Regions from separate parts of the Homo sapiens genome. Here all the other regions are linked to region 1. Evidence: chromatin contacts called from ENCODE Hi-C or POLR2A ChIA-PET data. All regions are on one chromosome and are shown on one strand. Each heading gives the region's core, a stretch centred on a gene start or an enhancer-like site at or near the end of the contact. The rest is flanking DNA. Distances are from core to core; before and after follow the strand shown.

Region 1 (3,437 bases), core at 504-3,003:
TACATGTACTCTGCAGTTACAAATACTGCAGACATCATCTGTAGCCTGTAAGTCTGCGATTAAGATAAACAGAAAACCAGATGCTGGGAGGAAATATTCTGAAGAAAGGAGTTAGGTCATGGAATTACCTGGCTCTTCTTTTAAACCAATTGGTTTTCCGCTTGAACACAAAGCTGTACTCATCACTCTGTCCATACGCGATCACAATATCCTCTAGTTCTTCCATCACAGTCTGCGCACATTTGGTCATCAGCTGGAGAGCACGGCTGTCATTGGGTTTTGCAAAGTTGTGCTTCTCAGCAAACCTTCACAGGGGAAAAAGGGAAGAAAGCATGGATGGAAGCCTGTCATTAACAACACGCTCTGTTGCTAGATAACAGAGGCTGTTTGGAGGAAGATAATGTAATAGCACTGTGAACTCAAATGCTCAACTAGCCACAACCTGATCCATTTTCTTAAGAACTTAGTTTTTTTCCTGCCCTGAAATTGAGAAAGCCAGACAGAAATGCTAAGCCTCAACTCTCCTTTCTGTGAAATGGGAATAAAAGAATATTTACCTCATTGGGTTGTCCTGAAGATTAGGGAGAAGATAAAAGTAATCATACCTAGCTCCTAGTAAGTGCTCAATAAATGTTAGTTATAATAATCATTAACAATGCAGCCCTCTTCAAAGATTAAATTCCCATCTTTCTGTTATATTTCTTTCTCCCCCTCCCTCTTTTTCTGAGACAGGGTCTTGCTCTGTCACCCAAGCTGGAGTGCAGTGTCCAATCACCGCTCACTGCAGCCTTGACCTCCCAGGCTCAAGCGATCCTTCCACCTCAGCCTTCCCAGTAGCTGGAACTACATGTGTGCACCACTGCGCCGGGCAAATTAAATTTTTTCTTTTTCTTTCTTTCTCTCTTCCTTCTTTCTCTCTCTCTCTCTCTTTTTTTTTTTTTTTTTTTTTTTTTTTTTGTAGTGGCGGAGTTTCACAAACAACAACCACAGAAAAAACAAAACAAAAACAAAAACTTGGTCTCCAACTCCTGGCCTTAAGTGATCCTCCTGCCTCCCGCGCCCAGCCTTCTCTTTTTTTCTGACTCTCTGTTGAATCTAGTCCATGTGGCCTGTTACTGATAATGAAGCACAGACGTTAAGTATTGCCCACAAGCAAGGCTTACACAGACTTCTGAACAGTCAGCATTCAAAGATATCTAACAGAATAGCTAGGCAATTGGCTTAAGAGCTTAAATATTGTGCATGAGAGTGACTTTTAACAACAGGTCCTTGCTAACAAGTCTCTGTTCACTTAACACGGGCACTCCAAGCCAGATCCTCATCACGGGAGCACATCGCCCATTCAATTACGCTAACAGCCAGCGTTCAGGCACTGTCCTAGCCAACACGCAGGGCGGGGCAATGCTCCATGCTGCGCACTCATTGGCTACCGCGTTACCCTGGTAACCGTGACTGGAGCGGGCGGGAGGACTTGCAAGGGAAGAAGCTGGATTCCCCGGAAGCGCTGGCGCATCGCGACGCCCCGAGTCGAGCTCGCTCACCGATGGAAATTCCGGCCGTCCAGCCGCACTACCACCCAGCAGTGTGCCAGGCAGGTGTCGTCAGCCTCGAAGTCCCTCACGTACTCGAACTTGCTTTTTGCCATGGTCGCCCCCAATCTCAGGTACCGTCTCAGAGTGATGGAAATGGTGGCCAAGGAATCGTGAACCTTAACTTTACAGGCGCCCCACATTCTACACGCGGAAAGGAAAGGGCCAGATAGCCCCGCCCCGGAAGTGTTCTCTTCGCGGCTACTCTAGCCGTAGGGCAGTCATAGTCTCTCTCGCCTCTCCCTGTAGTTCTTAACCTCCCAGGCAAAGAGGATGGAGGTTTAGGTTCCTCCGTTAGCACCTTCCACGCTTGCTTCTTCCTCCTCCCGTCCTGCGGCAAATCAGTCTCACGAGGTTTTTAAAAATTATTTTTTATCTGCTGGTCTTGACTTACTGGCAAAAGCAATCAGTGTCCCCGTTAGTGCCCAGATCAAAATCATACCCCAACCTAAAAAAAAAAAAAAAAAAAAAAATTCTTTTTCTGGTGTTTGAAGGTGTAGCTGTGATGTTTCCCCTTTTCTTAGTGGCATTTATTAACTTGTAGAAAATCTGGAATACACCAAAACTATAGTTAAGAAAATTAACACTTTGTTTCTCCGTCTTTCCCATCAAAGCATTGTGGATGGTTCCTTTCAGTCTTTTTTCTTTTTGTGTATGTAGGTTTACACAGGGAATGCACAAGATTGGAATTATTCGCCTATACAATGTTTATATATTTTTCCACTCAGCTTGAGCATTTGCCAGTATCATCAATTATTCCAAAGTGTGATTTTTAAAAGAAAAATGGACTCAATATTCCAACATATGGGTATACTAAATTGATTTATTCAACTTTTTCACCATTAAATAATCACAGAACCAGTGTTTGATATCTTGTTGCTGGTGGATAATAGTAAAAATAAAATCCTAATATTTGTGTCATACTTTGTGATTTACAAAGCTCTTTCAAATTCATTACCTACTTACTTACTTTTTTTTTTTTTCCATCCTCAAGAAAGATATTCAGGCCAGGCACGGTGGCTGACGCCTGTAATCCCAGCACTTTGGGAGGCAGAGGCAGGAGGATTGCTTGAGTTCAGGAGATTCATACCAGCCTTGGCAACGTAGCAAGACCCCTGTTCCTACAAAAAAGAAAAAAAATTATCCAGGCTTAGTAGCCCATGCCCGTAGTCCTAGCTATGGGAGGATGAGGTGGGAAGATACTTGAGGCCAGGAGTTCGAGACTGCAGTGACCCATCATTAGCCACTGCACTCCAGCCTTGGTGACAGAGCAAGAATCTGTCTCTAAAGAAAAAGAAAAATATTCAAACAATATAAATCCTTTTATATGTAGCAAAAAGTCTCTCACTGACTCCTAACAACATACTTTAGGCAGTTACTGTTACCAGTTTTTTGTGTATCCATACAGGGATCTATATCAGTATGTGTGTATATCCTCATAATAGTACCACAAATGGTAGTCATCACTCCTTTGATGCTCAGAGTAACATCAGAGGGATGCAAAAGAGGAACTGGGATTTCACCTTTACAAAGGGGAAATCTGAGACTCAAAGAGAAAAAAATAATTTACATAAGGTCACATATGTGGCAGGACCAAGACATAAATTATGACATCCTGCATCTTTTCTTTGTTTCTGTTGCTGTGAAGTCAGTTTTCTGTAGGTTATCATTCCTCACCTTTTACTTCCACAAACTCCTCTCTCCAAGCTGACCAGGAGACAACCAAATCTTGCCTCCTCTAGGAGCCCTACTTTCATTAGGTGAATTTTTCAAAATTACTTATCAATATGAATTCATGATTTTTATTTTTTTTATGTGTATGTTTTCGAGACAGAGTCTCACTGTCAC
Region 2 (3,437 bases), core at 490-2,989, 810 kb after region 1:
CTATTGGGCTGGGATGTCATCTTGTGAGGGTGGCATCTAGCAGTGACTGGGTCCATCTCCTTGCCTGTGTCCCATCAGATGGATGGAATACCCATGTCAATGAAGAATGAAATGCCCATCTCCCAACTACTGATGATCATCGCCCCCTCCTTGGGATTTGTGCTCTTCGCATTGTTTGTGGCGTTTCTCCTGAGAGGTAAGGAGGGAGGGCCAGGTGATGGAGCACTTCAGAACCCTGGCGACTGCAGGAGGATCTGGAGTTGTCTCCACTTCCTTCCCCTTTATCCCTCCCCAAAGAGGCTCAGTTCTGCCATTGTTCCCATCCCAGCCAGGGAAGTAACAGGTAAGTTCATTCTCCCCAAGCTGCTAATGACTCTGTGTATTAACCTCCTGGTAGAGTTTACGTTTTGGAAAAGGAAAAAAAGCAGAAGAGCACCTTCATTTATTGGACATTTCTGTGCCAGTCCTGATGGTATACTCTTGATGTGCCTAATTCATTTTATCCCTATTACTGCCTTAAGAGGAAAGTACTATTTCCTACTTTGTTCACTTTCTCTGTTCTTTGGTTGGGAAAACCCTAGCTTGTCTCTTCTTTTGGCTAGGATTGTTGCAGGACGAAGACCATGAACAATCCTGGTTTTCTTCTTCTTTTTTTTTTTTTTTTTTTTTTTTTTTTTTGAGAGAGTCTCATTCTGTTGTCCAGGCTGGAGTGCAGTGGCGTGATCTCAGCTTACTGCACCTCCGCCTCCTGGGTTCAAGTGATTCTCCTGCCTCAGCCTCCTGAGTAGCTGAGACTACAGGTTCACGCCATCACACGGGACTAATTTTTGTATGTTTAGTAGGAGGGGGTTTCACCATGTGGGCTAGGTTGGACTCAAACTCCTGACCTCAGGTGATCCACCCACTTTAGCCTCCCAAAGCTCTGGGATTACAGGCATGAGCCACCATGCCTGGCGTGATCCTGGTTTTCTTATATGTTCCCTAAAAGCAAGCTTTCTTAACCTGGAGGCCACAGATGGACTTCAAGGGTAATGTGAATCCTTTGAAATCACATGCAAAAGTGTTTATGTGTTCATGCCTGCATTTTTCAGGGGACAAGGTCTGTAGTTTTCATTAAGTTAGCAAGCTGCTCCATGACCTTGCACCTCCATCCCACCCCTGCCCCCCGCCCCCAAAAGTTTTAAAATGCTACAAAAACAGCCATGAAACAGCTTATGGTTTTCAGGCAAATTATAGGCACGTGGCACCTGGTACTGTTGTAAAATGGGGATAAATTGTTCTGTACTCATTAACAAAAGCTGTTTCAGGGCAGTATGTCAGGAGATGAGACTAGTAACCATCTCAGCTGATTTGAATAATAATGAAACTTGTATATTTCAACACCTGCCCCAGGTGCAAAAGCAAATTTAAAATTTACTGGAATCCTGCTGTTAGCCTTCATACAAAGGCATGATTACAGTTTTGGAAAATTCTGAGTATGTCTCGTAAAGAAGTGTTTTGAAACCCAAGTGAGTGCTTGAATTCTGGATAGGCAGATGACTCAGAATGAAATAGCTTAACACCATTGCCCAGAATGTTGGAACAACTTGGTAATTGATGAGCACTAACTGTGGTTAAAATAGCAAGTGTTTGACCTGGGAAAGGGAATGGCTTTTTCTGCCAAAGCCAGCCACTGGTTCTCACCTTTGGCCCATATCTGCTCTTTGCGGGGCAGCACTGGAATTCCCCCAGCATTTTGCATGTTCTATGCACCGCAGCCACTCTGCTCACACTGTGGCCTTGTCTTTTCAGGGAAACTCATGGAAACCTATTGTTCGCAGAAACACACAAGGTAATCTATCTTGCATGAATGGGTGTTGTAATGATTGTACAAGCTGTTACAAATGATTAGCTACTACTCAGTGGTTTAATGACTTGAGCTTGTGTTACGATTACACATAGAGTTGGAAAGATGTGACATTAGAAGTGAAAAAGTTGTGCAGATTTAGCTCACATTAACCTGTGTCTTGGTTAACACTCTGAGCAAAATGCCAGTACCAAGGCAGGTGGGATTAATAGAAGTATAGCACGCAAAAGAAAGAAGGTGATATGGCACTTTACTCTGAAATTTTTTGTTCACCTATGGGTAAGTTAGTTTAAGAGGCCATTGTTAAACTGGAGTTTATTGAGGAGCGTTGGCAATATGGAAAATGAAAAAAGCATGTAGAATATTATTCCTGGGAGTTGGTTCCTCTGCCCAGTTAGACCATGGAAGCAGCTTGTTTTGGGGCCTTTTTAAAAATAGTATTTGAAGATTCTCTAGTAAGGGATTTTAGCTATTTGCCCTATTCTATAGCTTTTGGAAAAGAAATTTTTAAAAAAGGCATAAATTATTAATGAAGTCCTTGCCTAATTAATTGCATTCACTAATTAGTTGCATTAATACCACAATATGTATTAGCAAGAAGGAAAATTGACACCCAGCGAGGTGACCTTTCAAGGTCACACTTAGAGACCTTTTGGTAAATAAACGTATTGAAATCATGATTTTATATTTTGCTAAGAATCTTTTTTATCTCATTATAATGGATTGGCAGAAACTCTTTTTCCCCTGCAGCCTCAGTTTTCCCATCTGTAAAATGTGGAGCTTAGACTAAATGAACTGTGAGCCCTTTGAACTTTAAGGGTAATTGCACTGTAACTTAGCAGCATCTGTTTTGTTTTGTTTTCTAGTCTTGTGTTTCCCATTATGAGCCCCTCTTTTCTGTTTACAGGCTAGACTACATTGGAGATAGTAAAAATGTCCTCAATGACGTGCAGCATGGAAGGGAAGACGAAGACGGCCTTTTTACCCTCTAACAACGCAGTAGCATGTTAGATTGAGGATGGGGGCATGACACTCCAGTGTCAAAATAAGTCTTAGTAGATTTCCTTGTTTCATAAAAAAGACTCACTTATTCCATGGATGTCATTGATCCAGGCTTGCTTTAGTTTCATGAATGAAGGGTACTTTAGAGACCACAACTTCTCTGTCCATGCTCTAATCATCTCTGTAGAATCACCGCTAAGTGATCTTTCACAGTACACTTGAACACTTTCAGTGACAGTGAACTCCTTACCACACGCAAGGGAGTCCATTCAATCTCAGAGCAGTTCTGAGATTAAGAAATATTTATAGCAAAATCTGTCTCCGGATGACATCTGCCCATAGGTCATAGTTGAGCTCCTTATGCCTATCAGAACATCTCCTTTATTAACTGCCGGATCAGTGTTGTGTGAACTAACAGGACAAAAAATCTATAGGCTCCATCAGTCAATAAGACTGATTTTTTTTTTTCTCTCTTAAAGGTAATGTCAAGAGAGTAGAAATCCAAAAGATGGTTACCTTTGGAGAAACATGTGCTTATTCCATTAATGTTGCTATTGCTCTAAGCATGCTGGGAAGTACTGGAGAGCTG
Region 3 (3,437 bases), core at 345-2,844, 570 kb after region 1:
CAGCTTTTCAGAGATAGGAAACTTTATCTTTGCATTTCCACTTTCTAGCTGGTCCCAAACAAAATACTTGCTCATTAAACTTTTTTGAATAAATAAATGGAAGAATGAATCTCAATGGGCACAAGCAAGTTTATATTTACTGCGAAGCTGCAATGTGCCAGGCACTGCAGTTGGCACTGGGGGATACAAAAATAACATTTTGTGGTTGAAGTTTATTTCAAGACCTCCACATGGTAATGATTGAGTTTGGCGGAATGTATGTTTATTTCAGAAGTATTTCTCTAGCTGGGGGAGGGGGAATTTGGATTCTTCACCTTGAGCAAAGTAAAACAAAACAAAACAAAAACTCCAGAAAGATGTCTTTGCCACCATTTCTCAGAAGAGCTTTAAAAAGAAACGGAACGTCAGTGGTTTATCAAGCAGGCATCAAGACTGAAGCAGCAGACATATCAGTGTGGGAAATCCTACGGTGATTCAAGACCTCCAAGAATTCCTGTGGTTCCCAGTAAATCCCCACACACATCACTAACTACCAATGACACTAGCTCTGATGCAGAATGAGATTATCAGTGAGCCATGCAGCTTGAGGAAGAGAAAAAGCTCTGACCTAGAATCCAGCTTTGGACTCTGACCTCAAGTAAGACAATCCTGAGCCTTGGTTTTCTCACTTTAAAATGATGTTTTAAAAAATAAACCTGCTTCCGGCCGGGTGGGGTAGCTCACACCTGTAATCCCAGCACTTTGAGAGGCTGAGGAGGGTGGATCACCTGAGGTCGGGAGTTCGAGACTAGCCTGGCTAACATGGTGAAAAACCCTTGACTCTACTAAAAATACAAAAATTGGCTGGGTGTGGTGGTGGGCACCTGTAATCCCAGCTACTTGGGAGGGTGAGGCAGGAGGATCACTTAAACCTGGATGGCAGAGGTTGCAGTGAGCAGAGATTGCACCACTGCACTCCAGCCTGGGTGACAAGAGTGAAACTCCATTAAAAAAAAAAAATTAACTGCTTCAAATGAGAGACTAGGTGAGAAAATCCTCCATATCCTGAAAATCAGCACACAGATGGAACCCTGGTTCTGTAGTTCTGATGGGGAGCAGGAGTCCCTTCAGACCATTCATTCAACACCTATCCCTGAGTGCCTGCTGGCACTGTGCTACCTACACACTGGAGACACAGAGATCAGCATCTAGACAGCACCCCTGCCCTTAGCAAGCACACCATACACACCCAGGATTTTACCCCCAGGAAGTAATTCAGCCCAAGCAAAAAAATTTTTGCAAGAAGATGATCCTTGAAGGGGTAACTGTAACAACAGCAAAACTGGAAACAACCCAGATATTTATAAAAGCAGAATGGTTCATAAATTATGTGTCCCAGCATTTTGATTGAAAAGAACACCCAGCCTACCCACACCTACACCCCAGGCAGGGTCAGCCTCTCCCCTGTGGAGGCATTGATTTGTTTTGTGGGGGAGGCTGGTGACACTGACCAGAGGGGATAGCTACATGGAGGCTAGGACAAAGGGGTGTGAGATGCGCACAGGTCACAAAGGACTGCAGGGGATAAATGTGGTGGTGCCAGGAGATTTAGGCAGAAGTCCTGTAGGGAGATGGGCAGTTACCTTCTCTCCGTCTCTCTCTCGGGGACTCTATTTGTGGCTGGTGGAGCTGTCTTAAACGAAGAGAACCATGAGCAATGAATCTTGTTTACCTTATTACACAGCCCACAGCTACTCTTCAATGAGTGCGTTCAAAACCTCCATGGGGGACCTGCAACGACAATTGTACAACAGAGGAGAGTACAACATTTTCAAGTATGCACCAATGTTCGAGAGTAATTTTATTCAGATAAACAAAAAGGGAGAGGTGATTGATGTACACAACCGTGTCCGAATGGTGACAGTGGGCATCGTCTGCACCAGCCCCATCCTCCCACTGCCTGACGTCATGGTTCTGGCCCAACCAACTAAAATCTGTGAACAGCATGTCAGATGGGGCCGGTTTGCCAAGGGGAGAGGTCGCAGGCCCGTCAAGACTCTAGAGCTCACGAGACTGCTTCCCTTGAAATTTGTGAAGATCTCCATCCACGATCATGAGAAACAGCAGCTGCGCCTGAAACTCGCCACTGGCCGTACTTTTTATCTGCAGTTGTGTCCCTCTTCTGACACACGGGAAGATCTCTTTTGCTATTGGGAAAAACTTGTCTATCTCCTGAGGCCACCAGTAGAGAGTTACTGCAGTACCCCAACACTTCTATCTGGGGACGCACCACCCGAAGACAACAAAAGCCTAGTGGTAAGCCTCTCAAAGGCTCGAGAACATGGGGCAGGTTCTTTGGGGGAGCAGTTCAAAGCCAGTCCTACAAAGCCTTTGGTGCCTTCTGAGGCCCACCTGGAAAAAGTATTGCATGTGCAAGGGCTCAGGACCAAATGAGCCACTACTAGGGGACTTACCACACTGGGAGGTGGGAGGGCTTGTGTGTCCCATAAGGCTGAATTTCAGAGACCTTAGGTATCAGCTACTCTGGTCTCACACCCAGGGTTGAAATCCTTTCTACACCATCCTGATCGTCAGTCTTTTCTTGAACACTTAATACCCCAACCCAGGTGGTCTGATTTGTTGTGGAACTTTTATTTGTATAAATTTAAGGGGTGTAGGTGTAGCTTTGTGTGTGTGACTATATTGCATACTGGTGAAGTCTGGGCTTTTAGTGTAACCATCATCTGAATAATATACATTGTACCCACTAAGTAATTTCCCATCCCTCACCCCCTCCAACCCTTCTGAGTCTCCAATGTGCAACTGGAGACTGTACAGATTTTTGTGCAATTTTTTTTTGAGACAGAGTTTCGCTCTTATCTCCCAGGCTGGAGTGCAATGGCACGATCTCGGCTCAATGCAACCTCTGCCTCCTGGGTTCAAGAGATTCTCCTGCCTCAGCCTCTGAGTAGCTGGGATTACAGGCACCTGCCACCACGTCCAACTAATTTTTATAATTTTTTTTTTTTTAGTGGAGATGAGGTTTCACTATCATCCACTAAAGTGCTGTGCCATATTTTTAACAATGAAGAAGTCTTTCTTCGATTTGAGTCACAGTCTGTCTCCCTGTGACTACCAGGCACTGATTTCTGTGTCAATCAGCACACCCTGTGTGTGTGTATGCACGTGCACAATCGTAGTAGTCACCAAAATGTAAAGTGAGTGTATCCCTTGACTGTGCAATCCCACTTCTGGAAATCTGTCCTGCAGAGCACGTAAAAATAAGTGTGTAAAATACAATGTCCAAGGATGAGGAATTGTATCAGTACTTTCTCTGGTACTGGAATTGCTCAACCAAAACTGAGTGACCATTGAAGGGGTGCTGTAGATGGAACTTGGCAAGAAATGAGAGCAAGACTTAGGCTTAGGCCGGGTGCGGTGGCTCATGCTTGTTAACC
Region 4 (3,437 bases), core at 385-2,884, 520 kb after region 1:
GGTAGACGATGAGTTCCTCATTTCTGTATGAGGTTGACTTGAAGTTGGACAGCTCACATCAGGGATGTGGTAGAGGAGAGTCACACATTGACACTGGAGCCCAGTCCCGTGCAGACTTGCCAAGAAAGAGTAGGCTGGGATAGTGACCTGGGTATACAATGACCACAGAAGAAGGAAAACCCCTGTAATAGGAAGTATGGTTCCTATTTAGAACTCAACTTGGAGCTGGGAGACTGGTGTTCTAACTCTGGCTTCACCAATACTAGCTGTGAGCCTTGGCCACTTCCAGCCCTGGACATTCTATGACTGGTCTCTCTTTCTTCGTCCTCTGGCCTTGCTTTTCCCTTCCTTCCTTTCCCTCCCCACAGTGGGGAGATCAGGGCCAGTTCTGGTTGCAGAAATGGGTGTTACTATGGGTTGGGTGTGGCTGGGTCTGTTTTTACTCATCCACTTCTGCTGCTTCCCAGACCCATACAAGTTCTGAGGCTATATCTCAGCCTCAGATTCTTTCATCCACCAATAAGGAAGACAAGTAGACACAATTACCATTTATCAAGAACTCTGTAAATGTTGGCAGCTGTACTGCTTTCCACAACACCATTGAATCTCCCAGCCTTACACATAGCTATCTATTATCATTATCCCCATATTGCAGGTGAGAAAATGCTCTTAGAGGCTCAGAGGGATTATCCAAAGCCCAGTGCTCATAGACCCGCACTGCCAATGTGCTCGGTACCAGGAATCCTGTGAGCCTTCATCCAGGGTGATGACCATAAGCTGCGTTCACAGTGCAGTGTGCTTCTTGAAAACTCTGCTCTCAACTGTGCAAAACTCAGATCCATGAAGTTATTTAACCAAATCAGAAGAGGGTAGAGTGAGGAGATGCTCAGAGGAGGATATGGCAATGGGTTGCAATGCAAAAGCAAAACCATTAGCACAGTGACTGCATGACAACCACAGCAGGACCCCAAGAGTGCTCAGGCCCTGGTTTCACATGGGGAACAGCTCAGCATGACCAGTCCTCCCCCACTGGCATTCTGGTGAGTCATTCAGATGTCCCTAGCACCTCAGTCACATGTGTATCACTTGGAGGAGGGAAATACTTGCGCCCCGAAGAGGAATAGCTGCAGCATGCATGGTGAAAATTACAAAATGGAAATACCAAGTCAAAGAATTTCAGAATTGGAAAAGGGCTTAGGTATTATTTCATCCTAAGCCCCTCAGAACTCCCTGCCATTTTTGAGATGAGGACATTGGGGCCCTTGATGGCCACGTGACTCATCTGAGGGCCCACAGCAAGGCATTGGCAGAAATTTGGAGACCAGATCACTGACTTTGGAAAGGGCTTTCACTCACAGAGGTAAGCCCATGCCGTTCTGTTATTATGGTGGATCCTATCCAGAGAAAACTTTCCATTTCATTTTTATTAAATATTGGCCCGCATGAATATGGTAAACAGGACTAATGTGTAGGATCACTTGAATAGTTACCAATTTCTAAAACTTGTTAAGTATTGTTCTTCTGGGCCCAGGGATCGATTATGTCTAAGAGCTTTTTTCCCCAAGGTGCAGGGTGAAAAGTGGTGGTTTTTAAAGTGGCAATGAGAGGGCCTATGAATCAGGAAGCCACAGAAAACCTAGCCATGTGTTACATCCGCCTTGGGTTGCCAATTTTCAGTATTAAGTTTTAGCGCACAAAAGAATAAATGAGAAAGGGAAACTATGGCAAAAGAGGTTGAGAAGAGAGGAAAATGGAAGGAAAACAATCCACATGGGCCATTATTCCTATTCGACAATGGATTTGCAGAGCACTTCCAGCGGTGTGACCCGGAGCATACTGAATTGCTCAAGGCAGCCCATTCCCTTAACATCACGCCATGTACCCCAGATGGTTGAGAGGAACAAGAGCATAATAAATGTGAAATGCATTCGAGTGGAGTTGTACTCGACTGGAGGTTAAGGTTCCAAAGTCATCAATAAAATCCAGTTGCAGCCCAATCCCCTGGACCTGAGCCTTTACTGTCAAAGGCAAAAAAACAGCTTTTTTTGTTTTCACTTTGCATTTAGACTGCGGCCTTCTCCTCTCTGAGACTGTGGAGGTCAAGGGCAAGTTTGAAGAGGAGGCAAGGAGAAATCACAGAGTAAAATGTAAAAGAAAAAAAATTCCTCTCACCTTTAAGGGTATAGAGTTGAATTTGTGTAATTAAATTTATGTGTGACATGATGTCACTGTAAGACATAAATATTTTATATCTCTTAAGGCTGCCTCTTTAATTAAGATTTAAATAGACCATGCCATTCAAATGCAGGTTATAGCAGGGCTCCTCAAACTGTACTGTGCACATAAGTCTCCTGGGATCTTGTTAAAATGAAAATTCTGATCTAGTAGGTCATGAGTGGGGCCAGATCATTTGCATTTCTAACTAACTCCTAGGAGATGTTGATGCTGCTGGTCCAAAGAGCACACTTCAAGTGGTTAGGAGCTGTAGACATCAGCTTTGAGATGGAAGCACCAACAGGCTGGTAGGAAAGACAGATGATTCCTCTTGGAAAATTCTGAAAATGTAGAATTTTGCATTCTGTTCCTGACACCCTCAATGATTAAAGGCCAAAAGCTTTTACTTTTTTATGGTCATTTCACAAAAACTAGAGGGAATTCCCAGTCTCTTACCATTCTTGGTTGGATCATATTGGGCACAGCCTGTTGCAAGCTTCTCCAGCTGAGAACAGCACCTCCACTTCCCATCCATCCAGAAATTAGGATGATATTTAGGCACCAAACTGTTATTATTCCTCGTTTCTGAAACAGGTTGGCACCAACAGAAGAGTTATTTCCAGGTCAGTCTATCAAGGGCTACCAATTTTATAACACCTCGAGATTAGACCTGGCTGAGTGAGCCTGAATGAGTATTGCCCAGACCACTCAGAAGCATGGGTTGATCTGAGCGCATAAATGCACTGTGCTATTTACTGGGGTAGTTCATGTTACATTTAGGCATCAGCACATCTAGGCTTGCGTCTGGCTCTGCCTTGCATTAGTTATGTGTTCTTAAGTTGGGCAAACCCTTATCTGAGCCTCAGTTTCCCCCACTATGCAATGAGATTGTTAAACACTGGGCTCTACAAAGGTGCCTTAAGGGTAATGAGAAGGTTGAGAAGGTGGAATTACCACCCCCCACCTCTCCTACCTTTAACCACAGCCACTTTGGTTTTCTCCCTTCTAGGTTTGTGGCTTTGAAGTAAGATTTTGGTTGGAAAAAAAAGGGGGGTCTGCTACTGAAACAAATACATACATAAGGCACAGAACAGAGTTGGGTGTAGTGGCTCATGCTTGTAATCCCAGTACTTTCGTAGGCCGAGGCAAGAGGATCACTTGAGTCCAGGAGTTCTAGATTAGCCTAGGCAACATAGCGAGACCCCTTTTCTACCAAAAAAAAA

The links. A loop is a pair of places that touch in the nucleus more often than their neighbours do. ChIA-PET counts read pairs that join two places held with the same protein, here RNA polymerase II (POLR2A). Pooled maps may share reads with other maps.
Region 2: a pooled map shows a loop between it and region 1 (13-fold over the local background). The contact joins the enhancer-like site here to the promoter of THG1L in region 1. A Hi-C loop is called at or near these places in 1 of 168 maps with a recorded cell type or tissue (CD8-positive, alpha-beta T cell), 3 of 37 single-sample maps with no recorded cell type and 10 of 50 pooled maps. POLR2A ChIA-PET finds 5 or more read pairs at or near these places in 2 of 52 experiments (H1 and OCI-LY7).
Region 3: a loop to region 1 is called in a map of tibial artery, with 4 times the contacts of the local background. The contact joins the promoter of GARIN3 here to the promoter of THG1L in region 1. A Hi-C loop is called at or near these places in 1 of 168 maps with a recorded cell type or tissue (tibial artery) and 8 of 50 pooled maps. POLR2A ChIA-PET finds 5 or more read pairs at or near these places in 1 of 52 experiments (activated CD4-positive, alpha-beta T cell).
Region 4: a map with no recorded cell type shows a loop between it and region 1 (9-fold over the local background). The contact joins the enhancer-like site here to the promoter of THG1L in region 1. A Hi-C loop is called at or near these places in 5 of 37 single-sample maps with no recorded cell type and 6 of 50 pooled maps. POLR2A ChIA-PET finds 5 or more read pairs at or near these places in 2 of 52 experiments (BJ and activated CD4-positive, alpha-beta T cell).

Annotation. Positions count from the first base shown.
Region 1 is chr5:157,729,736-157,733,172 of GRCh38, reverse strand. It overlaps THG1L (tRNA-histidine guanylyltransferase 1 like), which reads right to left and starts at 1,753. Exons shown (of 6, transcript NM_017872.5): 1 at 1,542-1,753; 2 at 129-305. The coding sequence starts at 1,732. RefSeq lists enhancers at 1,477-1,836, 3,153-3,232, 3,263-3,382.
Region 2 is chr5:156,918,858-156,922,294 of GRCh38, reverse strand. TIMD4 (T cell immunoglobulin and mucin domain containing 4) reads left to right here. Exons shown (of 9, transcript NM_138379.3): 7 at 79-196; 8 at 1,792-1,831; 9 at 2,754-3,003. The coding sequence ends at 2,838. Among named protein-coding and RNA genes, the nearest start is that of TIMD4, 43 kb to the left of the region's middle. RefSeq lists an enhancer at 1,392-1,501. Within about 2 kb of position 1,739, at least 4 of the 41 ENCODE cell types and tissues checked have a DNase peak (open chromatin) inside an H3K27ac peak, as active enhancers do; they include CD8-positive, alpha-beta T cell and OCI-LY7, where a contact is called at or near this core.
Region 3 is chr5:157,164,421-157,167,857 of GRCh38, reverse strand. It overlaps GARIN3 (golgi associated RAB2 interactor family member 3), which reads left to right and starts at 1,594. Exons shown (of 2, transcript NM_130899.3): 1 at 1,594-2,295. The coding sequence starts at 1,690.
Region 4 is chr5:157,213,553-157,216,989 of GRCh38, reverse strand. ITK (IL2 inducible T cell kinase) reads right to left here. Exons shown (of 17, transcript NM_005546.4): 4 at 2,671-2,799. Among named protein-coding and RNA genes, the nearest start is that of ITK, 34 kb to the right of the region's middle. RefSeq lists enhancers at 145-224, 265-324. Within about 2 kb of position 1,634, at least 4 of the 41 ENCODE cell types and tissues checked have a DNase peak (open chromatin) inside an H3K27ac peak, as active enhancers do.